Linked DNA regions of Homo sapiens: region 1 is linked to region 2. Evidence: chromatin loops called from intact Hi-C (ENCODE). Cell type or tissue: ascending aorta. All regions are shown on one strand. Links, peaks and the distances in the headings refer to the core of each region. The heading gives the core; the rest is flanking DNA. Region 1 overlaps FGF18 (fibroblast growth factor 18). Region 2 has its middle 100 kb from the start of FGF18.

Region 1 (4,377 bases), core at 258-4,257, 71 kb before region 2:
GGAAATGGGTTTTTTGCACGGTTCTTTGTCCTGTTTGGTGGAATAGAGTTGAGGGGCTAGGGAAGGTGGGTGACGATGGGTAGAAGGGCACACTGGTGTTCAGCCACAGGGGGCAGAACTCCCTTCTGGCTGGAGCCATCTGGATCCCAAGTGGAGCCAAGAGAGGCTGGAGGAAAGGGAACAGGTGATAGGCAGCTTCCATCTCCCTGCCTGAGGGGCAGGGGACAGCTACTTCTCTGACTTCTCTGTGGTTATTTAGGCATCTGTCCTGTGGGACTTGTTAGGCCTCCCCATGCCTGATTTTGGGGGAGTGAGGGACCAAAGATAGGACCAGGGACCATGTCACTGAGCCTTTAGACCAAGCCATTGCCCCTGGTAATAAAATGTGTCTTGTTCTCCTTCTGCCTTTCGAAGCCCAGCTCCTAGTGGAGACAGACACCTTCGGTAGTCAAGTCCGGATCAAGGGCAAGGAGACGGAATTCTACCTGTGCATGAACCGCAAAGGCAAGCTCGTGGGGAAGGTGAGTGATGGTTTGGGATTCCCGGGAACTTCGGGTTCCCCTCTGGCAGCTCTGGGAGCTGGAACAATGTGTCCAGGGCACTGTCAGTCCCAAATGGAAAACAGGCCGTGTGTGTGTGTGTGTGTGTGTGTGTGTGTGTGTGTGTGTGAGAGAGAGAGAGAGAGAGAGAGACAGGAGAGAGAGAGAGAGACTGTAATCTCTTCCTTTCACCCCATCCCATCCCCCACTTCTCTTCCCCGGGCACTTGAACTCACCAGGCTGAGGTATCCATGGCTGTGTCTCTCCTGTTGGGTGTGGAGCTCTGGCTTGCTTGGTAGTGGGAGAATCCTTGAGGGGCTCTGGGGCACCCCGGCTACATGTCCCTGACGTCTGGGAGCAAGGAACCGGCAGGCCAAGGGCTGTGGCTGCATCGATCGTTTTAACAATTGCCAGGGGCTTACCGTCCTGCAGCAGTGACCTCTGGAACCTGGCCGCCTCGTCAGCGCTGGGCCTCTTGGTTCTAGCATTTCAGAAAGATTTTATTACTTTGAAACTGGCAAGAGAGCTGCATTTAACAAATTAGGGTGGGGGCAGGAGTGGGGGTGCAGGTTGGGGGGACCCTCGGGTTGGGGAGACCCACGTGTGTGGGGATCTGAGTCTCCAATGATGCTGCTTCTCAGCACCCCTGTTCGTTTCCTGGGTGCGCTTGTTTGCAAAAGTCATGAACTGGCTTCCTCTGGGTGTTCCAATGGAAGGTGTTATCCACAGGAGCTCTATGGTAGGGTCAGGTTCTCTGTCCCCTTCTCTCTGCAGGGACTGACTCCCATATGCAGTTTGTACAACCAGGGTTGAGGGGGTTTTGCCTGGACAGGTGGAGTGGGGTGGAGGGTAGGCCTGGATTCTAAGGGGGATGGGCTTGTGCTTGGGGGCAATGCCCTGGCTGATTATTTGCGGTTCATTACATCTTGTTGGGGGTGGGGGAGATGACTTCAGTCTTGCTGAAGCCATGTTTTTGATTTTTTGAATCCCCCAAGTCTTATCCCTCTCCCTTTCCCCCATACCAAGAGGCTGGGGAGGATGTAACAGGCCAGAGATCCCAGCCAGGGCATTGTCGCATTATTTTGTTAATAATTACTGTCATAATAGCTTCCGCTAATTGAGCACTGACTTTCTGCCCGGCACTGAACTGAAACGCTCCCAGTGAATCCCAGGAGGCTGCCACCGCTACCATCCCCATTCCACAGATGAGGAAGCCGAGGCTTGGCCACGCCCGGGCACTTGTCCCAGGTCCCACACTACAGCTCGGCGGGATTCAAAGCCCGGTTTGGAAGGAAAAGATTCCAGCCGCACTGCCCACACCAACTGAGGCTTCTCAAAGAGCAAAATAATAGTAATCCGCAGAGCGCGGCTCCGGGATGCCGAGGAGTGGTTTTAATTAGTGATTCACTTTCCGCCGTTGCGAGGCTGGCCGGCCGGCGAGGGGGGTCGGGGCCGGGGCCGGGGCCACGGACTGGGGCGCGGGCGCCGGGTCCCCCTAGCCTGGCCGGTCCCCCTGGCCTGGCCGGTCGTTTCCTGTGGCGGCGCGGCCCAGCCCCGCGTCAGGCGCTTTGTTCTCCTGCCCGCCTGGGCCGCCTCCCAGGCCCAACCTGCTTTGAGTTTTCGGCTCGTTTTTCTTTCTCCCCCAGCAGGGGCCAGCGGCACCCGCCAGTGCCCGTGCCCACGCCGCGGCCCGCCCTCGCCGTCTGCGTGCTGTTCCCGGCATCTTGACCCCAGGAGGGCTGCGCGGGGGTCAAAAGAGCAGCCCCGTCCCCTCGGGCCGCCCCCCCACCCCGCCGCCGGCCGCCTCCCGCCCGCGGGCGAGCCGCTGAGTCACCGCTTCCACAGGAGCCGGCTCCGATTTCCTGCCCCCTCGCCCTCTCTCCCGTCATTAATATTGGTGACGGTTCAGCTGGCGCGGCGCACCCTGGCGCAGCGGAGGGAGGCCCGGCCCCGGCCCCCGGCGCCTCCCCCGCTCCCGCCCAGGCCTCCACGCCCGACCCCAACCCTTGCCAGCCTCCTGTCTTCTGGGCCCACCCGGGGGACTCGAGGACGCCACCAAATCCACCTGTCCAGGCTTGACCTCTGCCCCGCCCAGCGCCCCCTCGCTCTCTGGCCCCCGAGGCGGGAATCTGGCTCCTGGGCTGCGGTCCTCTCCACAGCCTCCCTGCCCAGTCGTACCTTAGGCCCTGGGTGTCCCCTCCTGCCCTAACCCCTGCCACCGCCTCTGTTCTGGCCTCCTACCATCCCGGAAATCGTTGCCCCAGCCGCCTGGCGTGTGGCTTCTGCATCTCCAGGCCTTTCCCCGCTGCCCACCTTCGGCTTTCTACAGCACATACGGCATTGGAGGGCGGCACATGACCTGCCCTCCACCCCCACCCAGCTCCAAACCCATCCATGGGTCCTCCCACCTTGCTATGGGACACCGAAGGCCCTGGGGAGCCTCCCCGGGCACATGGATTCCTTATGCTCCAGATGCGTGGCACTGAGCACCGCTGTTCCATGGACGGGGCCTTCGGGCACTGTCCATGCTGTGCCCTCTGCCGGGACTGCCCTTCCCTCTGTCCACTTGCCCTGAGTCCTGGCTGGTCATTCCCTGACCCCTCTGTCAGCCCACCCACCCCGGAGCCCCACAGTCCCTCGCACAGCCCTCTGTTGCCTGTCTGCTAACCTGGGTTGTCACTGTTTGTCTTTGTGCCTGCATCCTCTGTCACACTGGGAACTCCCTGAGGGCGGATTCTGCATCCATTCATCTGAGTTCTGTGTACCTGGCCAAAGGGCTCCGGGGGCACCAAAGAAATAGAAACATGGTTCCTGCTGTCTGTGGATTGACTCTTAAGCTACAGCCTGAATTATTCACATCAACCCAAGGGAGTCTAAGCGCCCTGGCCTTGCTGAGCCTCAGCGTCGTCATCTGTAAAATGGGAATGATAATCTGGGCACTTAGTAAGCAGGTAGGCACTTGCTAAGTGTTAGTCCCTTTCCCCTTTGGAGCCAGGTCACGAGGTCACTTCTTCACCTGTGGGAACGCCTGGTCTCAGCTCCAGTGCCAACTCCTTTGGAGTGGCTCAATGGGGCAGCTTCCTTGGGCCATCTGTGTGCCAACCCTGCACATCTCTGGCCACAGCAAGGGTACCTGCATTGAGCCCTTGACAGAGCTTTCCAGAGGTTGCAGGCCCTTGCTGGAGTTACTCTTTCTGCTGCATTGTACCAATCAGATGCCAAAGCTGTGTCCCCAGCCCCTGCATGTTCAGGCGGCCCCCCTTCTCCTTGCTACCCTCTGGAACCCATGTCACCTGGCCCAGGAGGTGGCGCTTCCTTTCATTTTGTAAACAGTTGTTGAGTGTCTAGCATGATGTGCTAGGCATTTTTTTCCCCATCTCTGGAGACGCAACCCAGATTGTATTTTTCTCATCTGCCACCACCTATTGCGATCACTGATGAGTCCTTTTTGGGGCAACATAGAGCCACAGACCTTTTCAGGGCAGGGGAGTGCTCTGCCCACCAGCACATCTTTGTTAAGATGGCTTTGGTTGCAAATGGCTGAAACTTAACCTAAAATGCCTTAAGCAAAAAGGGAATACGGGGCTTATATAGCAAACAACAACAACAAAAACCAACAGTCCAGGGGGTAGTTCTAGTTTCAGGTAAGACTGGATCTAGGGGCCAGATGAGGTCATCAGGATTCCGTCTTCAGATCAAATGGAAGGACTAGGGCTCCAGTTTGGGAAGCAAGAGGTTGGAGGTGGTAGTAGGAAAGAGATCAAATTCTGCTACATCATCAGGGTTCTGGGATGGAATATTCACTTACTCTCTACATACTGATGCTTCTGCCTTGCCT
Region 2 (4,377 bases), core at 314-4,313:
GGAAACTCTCAGAGGCAGAGAGAGATGTGTTTGAGAACAGTCTGGGGACGGAGCGGGCAGTACAGGAGCTCCCGAGCCCCAGAGACAGAGAGAGGGCTGCCGGTGAAGAAGGTACTGATTGGGTCCTTGATGGTGGAAGTGGTGCAGTTTCTGTGATGACTAGTCCTGATGGCTGATTCGGGGTGGAGGAGGGGCACTGGTGACGAGGAAGTCCAAGACAGAGGGGCCAGGACATTGAGAGGGATGTCTGTGAGGGTGTCAAAGCGACCCAGGGCAATGGCAAGAGATGCAGTTGGGGGGCTCCTCAGGGAGTGAAGAGTGCCCAAGAGGCTGTGGACAAGTGAGGGGGGTGAGATGTTGCAAACAGCCTGTGTCCTGAGAGAGCAGGTGTTTTTGGGAAGGTGTGGGCAGCATAGGCCAGAAAGTGGCCATGGAAGCAAGGGGACACCGCCTCTGTCTCCTGTCCTGAGGTGAGAGAGGAAAGCCAGCCTTCTCTTGGGAGGGAGGGGAGGAAATGATGTCCCCAAGGCAGAGGGGGCTCCCCAAGGCCATGGAAGGGAGGAGCTGGGAAGAGGAGGAAGCTGTGTGCGAGGCAGTGTGCTGTTTGTGGGGCTGGGGTTCTTCAGGGTCCTGGGAGAAGGTTCTGGAAGGAGGGAAGGCTGGAAGCTGGGCCAGGGGAGAGACTGTGCAGAAAGCATGAGGATAGGAGCTTGTAGAACTGTGTATGAGGGGATGGACCCCCTTACAGGGATGTGAGGCCTTGTCCTGTGTCCTTCCTGTGGACACTTGAGTCCAACAGGATTCAGCTGAAGCTGAGAAGTGTGAGAAGGACCTACGGGGTGGGGGGAAGGTGCTTATCTTGCTTCCCAAGGAGCAATGGAGGGGGCTTTTTGCCACCTCCTGGGGTGGGAGCCTCAGTCCTCGGGGCTGGGCCCCCTAAGGCCCGTCCCAGCTGGTCCTGGGAGGGTACCACCTCCTCCCCACCCTGTGACCCCTGGGTCAGGGGCCATCTCCTGGGGAGATGGGAGTTTGTGGCTGGCCTGAGCAGCTGCCTGGAGGGGAGGAGGCCCCTTCGATGACCAACCAGCTCTTTCACACCCCAAGGAAAAACAAGCCCATCTGCAAAAACCCAGAGGTGTGAGGTGGAGGCTTGGCAATCTGCGGCTGGGAGGGAGGAGCCTCCTGTCTTCCCGCTGAGACAGTGTGGGAAGGCCGGCCAGCCCAGCCTGGGATCCAGCTCCCTCCCTCCATGGGGCCTTGGGCAGGGCCTCCGGAGAGCAGTGTGGGGCTGGGAAGGACTCGGAAGCACCTGGAGGAGCAGGAAGCTCTGGGGACACTTTGCAACTCAGGCGGCTGGCAGAGAATGAGCACTGTGCAGCGAGTCGGGAGATCTCAGCCACCCACACCCCCAGACTCCTGCGTGCCCTGGGGCTGTTGAGGGGTCCCCACTTCAGGGTTCAGTTTCCCCTGCCATCCAACTGCTGGAGTCGGTGGCCTGGGATGCTCTTTCTGGCTGGTGAGGCTGTTGAGGTCCTCCCAATATGGGCAGAAGAACCCAAGCAGAGGGTCTGAGCGCCTGCCCGCTCTGGGCACCCGGAGCCGGCTCAAGTTCCATTCCTGAATATCAATGAGCAGGCCTAGGAATGTCTGCCCCACAGCTGGCTGCAGGCAGGCGGGCGGGGCGGGAAGGGAAGGGAGGAAATGGCCGGGCCTGGCCCTCCCAGACCCACCTGCCCCGCAACAGCAGGCAGAGCTTGCAGGCAGGCAGGGCAGCCTCTGCCCAGGGCAGAGGCAGATGGGAACAGACAAAGGCCCTTGAGATGTGGGGGAGGTATGAGGGAGGGCAATGGGGGGAGGGTGGGACAGACCTTTCCCAAGCTGCAGTCATGCCCCGTGCCTCTGTGCCATCGCACCTTTAAGTCTCCAGCAAGCTCCAGCATTCTGCACTGTCACTCCTGGAACTTGCCCACCTTCTCACTGTGGGAGGAGGCAGAACTAAGATTCAACCCCAGGCCTCTTCAGCTTGCAACCTGTGACATTTGTGTTATGTCACCCTAGGAGATAGGGAAAGCTGCAGATGTAGACAGCTTAGGGGCTGCTGGGCTGAGAGCTGCCTTTATTCATTTCTTCCTCTTGCAAGAAACAAGGCCTGTGCCAGCCTGGTGTCGGGTGCTGGGAATACATCTGTGAGCAGGCCAGGGAGGTTTTAGGAACTGGAGAGAAAAGAGTAACATTAATGCTCCCTTAATCATCCTCAGCCCCTAGTGAGTCATCTGAAAAAGCTGCTAAAGGGCTGCATTCCTCTGCAGTACAGAGGATTCACCCAAGTTAGTAAGAACATTTCAGAACAAATCACATCTCAGAACAGAGCTCGGTGATTGCAGGAGAGGTCAAGCCTTCAGAGAGTCAGGACATCAGGGACAGACCCTTAAATGTGCCAGGTGCTGGGATTGACCAGTGAGGGGATGGGTAACAAGATTATTTGACAAGGTTTCTTCTGCACGTAACTCACAGTCCAGGGCAGGAGACAACTCCATCACAAGGCCATGATGGAACAGAATGCTGGGATGGAGAAGTGGGAGGAGCCAGGTAGGAGGAAAGTTCAAGGGTGGGGCCTCCAAGGTGGCATTACAGGAGGAGTGAGAATTCTACAAGGGATAAAGCAGGAACGTGCCTCCAGGCAGAAAGGACAGATAGCATTTGCAAAGGTCTTGCAGTGGCTATAGCCCTGCTGGAAGGCCAACAGTGTAAAGCTAGGAGATGAACTGAAACGCAGAGAGGTGTGCTCTGAATACCAGGCTGAGAGTATGGACAACCAGTGTGACACTTTGCTTGACCGGATGAATATTCCACCCTCCTCCCTGGCCTAGAAAACCATTTTGGATGTGTGTTTGATTGGGTCTGATAAGCTGTCAGGGCTGCCGGTGAAGCTGGAGGCTGTCTCGAGGCTGATCAGCTTGCCCCTCCACAGGCACAAGGACTGTGTCTGGGCCCCAAGCACTCCGTCTGCAAAGAAGGAGCTATAAAAATGTACTCAAGGCAAAGGATCCCAGGGAGCTAGCACAAAATGGTGTTTGAGGCTCTTTCCATGCAGATCAAGCTCAACCCCAGGAACCAAGGCTGACTGACCTTGACAAGTCCCTTCCCCTCTCTGTGCCTCCATTTCCCTGCGGTCTCAGGTTACTCTCCAACATTCTCATTCAGATGACTCAAGGAGAGGTAGAATTGGGTGACCACTTAGAAGGTGGCTGGAGAACTCACTGGATTAGCCATGATCATCATTTCTGACCCCGGCCCCTCTATGGGGTGACGAGGATGGGAGACAGAATTGTGAGGGCTGCTTGCAATGGTTTCATTGTGGGGCCAGCTCCTGGGGAGTCTGTATTCCTTGAAGCTGGCGTCTGGGCATCCACGGGTTTTAGACCCTGGTCTAGGCCTCGGATGGTGAGTAGAGCCAGAATTGGGACCTTGGTTCTTTTTATTTTTTTGAGATAAGTTCTTGCTCTGTCGTCACCCAAGATAGTGTGCAGTGGCAGGATCGAAGCTCGCTGCAGCCTCAAACTCTCAAACTCCTGGGCTTAAGCGATCTTCCTGCCTCTGCCTCTGGAGTAGCTGGGACTATAGCTGCAAGTCCCTATGCCTGGCTAATTTTTTAAAAGATTATTTTGTAGAGACAAGATCTCGCTATGTTGCCCAGGCTGGCCTTGGACTCCTGGCCTCAAGCATTCCTCCTGCTTTGGCCTCTCAAAGTGTTAGGATTACAGATGTGAGCCACTGTGCTCAGTTGGGACTTTGGTTTTTGATATGGATCAAGATTCATATGTCAGCTCTGGATCTATTCATTCATTTATCCATCCAACCATTCATCCATCCATCCATCCATCCATCCATCCATCCATCCATCCATCCATTCATCTATGCAATGACTAATTGTTGAGCGCAGGTGCATGCTAGCTGTGTGGTCAATAGCGGATGTTGAAGGTGCATCAGAAAGCATGGTACACATGTTAATGGGATCTCACTTTAGCAGTGGGTCCATTCCATTCAGCACTTAAGGAACTCCCCTACTTCCTTTGTGTGCCCAGGGAGACCATTTCATTCCTGTGAGCCTCAGTGTTCTCACCTATACAATGAGATTTAATGATCCCCGTTTGTAATGCTGTTGTGAGTTTAATGAGATGATGGATGGAGGGCACCCAGCATGGCACAAGGACTTTGCATGGGAGCTGTCATCAGTGTTCCTTACAGCATCACACCCGAGCCTACAGCTCACATGGCACAGTGGTAGGACCAGCTGTGGGGAGTGGAAGAAGGAGGGCAATGGGGTTAGGCAGAGCTGGCTACACTTTGGCTGTGTGACAACAGGCCAGCCCCTCA

What was found. Hi-C counts contacts between places; a loop is a spot of excess contacts. Peaks named below come from ENCODE experiments on the same cell type or tissue, not always from the same donor. Only the 100,000 strongest peaks of a DNase experiment are listed, where the experiment ranks them.
Region 1: it touches region 2 in a loop (3-fold over the local background); 3 of 110 quality-filtered maps call a loop at or near these places.

What each region holds. Positions count from the first base shown.
Region 1 is chr5:171,448,733-171,453,109 of GRCh38, forward strand. FGF18 (fibroblast growth factor 18) reads left to right here. Exons shown (of 5, transcript NM_003862.3): 4 at 415-521. Among named protein-coding and RNA genes, the nearest start is that of FGF18, 31 kb to the left of the region's middle. RefSeq lists an enhancer at 2,231-2,802. In ascending aorta, for the core only: no CTCF peak of the experiment used is centred there; DNase peaks (open chromatin) are centred at 1,809 and 2,399; H3K4me3 peaks cover 1,381 bases; H3K27ac peaks cover 2,154 bases.
Region 2 is chr5:171,519,293-171,523,669 of GRCh38, forward strand. No RefSeq gene overlaps it. Among named protein-coding and RNA genes, the nearest start is that of FGF18, 100 kb to the left of the region's middle. RefSeq lists enhancers at 1-389, 390-923, 924-1,456, 3,059-3,590 and a silencer at 1,013-1,307. In ascending aorta, for the core only: a CTCF peak has its summit at 2,153; a DNase peak (open chromatin) is centred at 2,159; H3K27ac peaks cover 2,641 bases.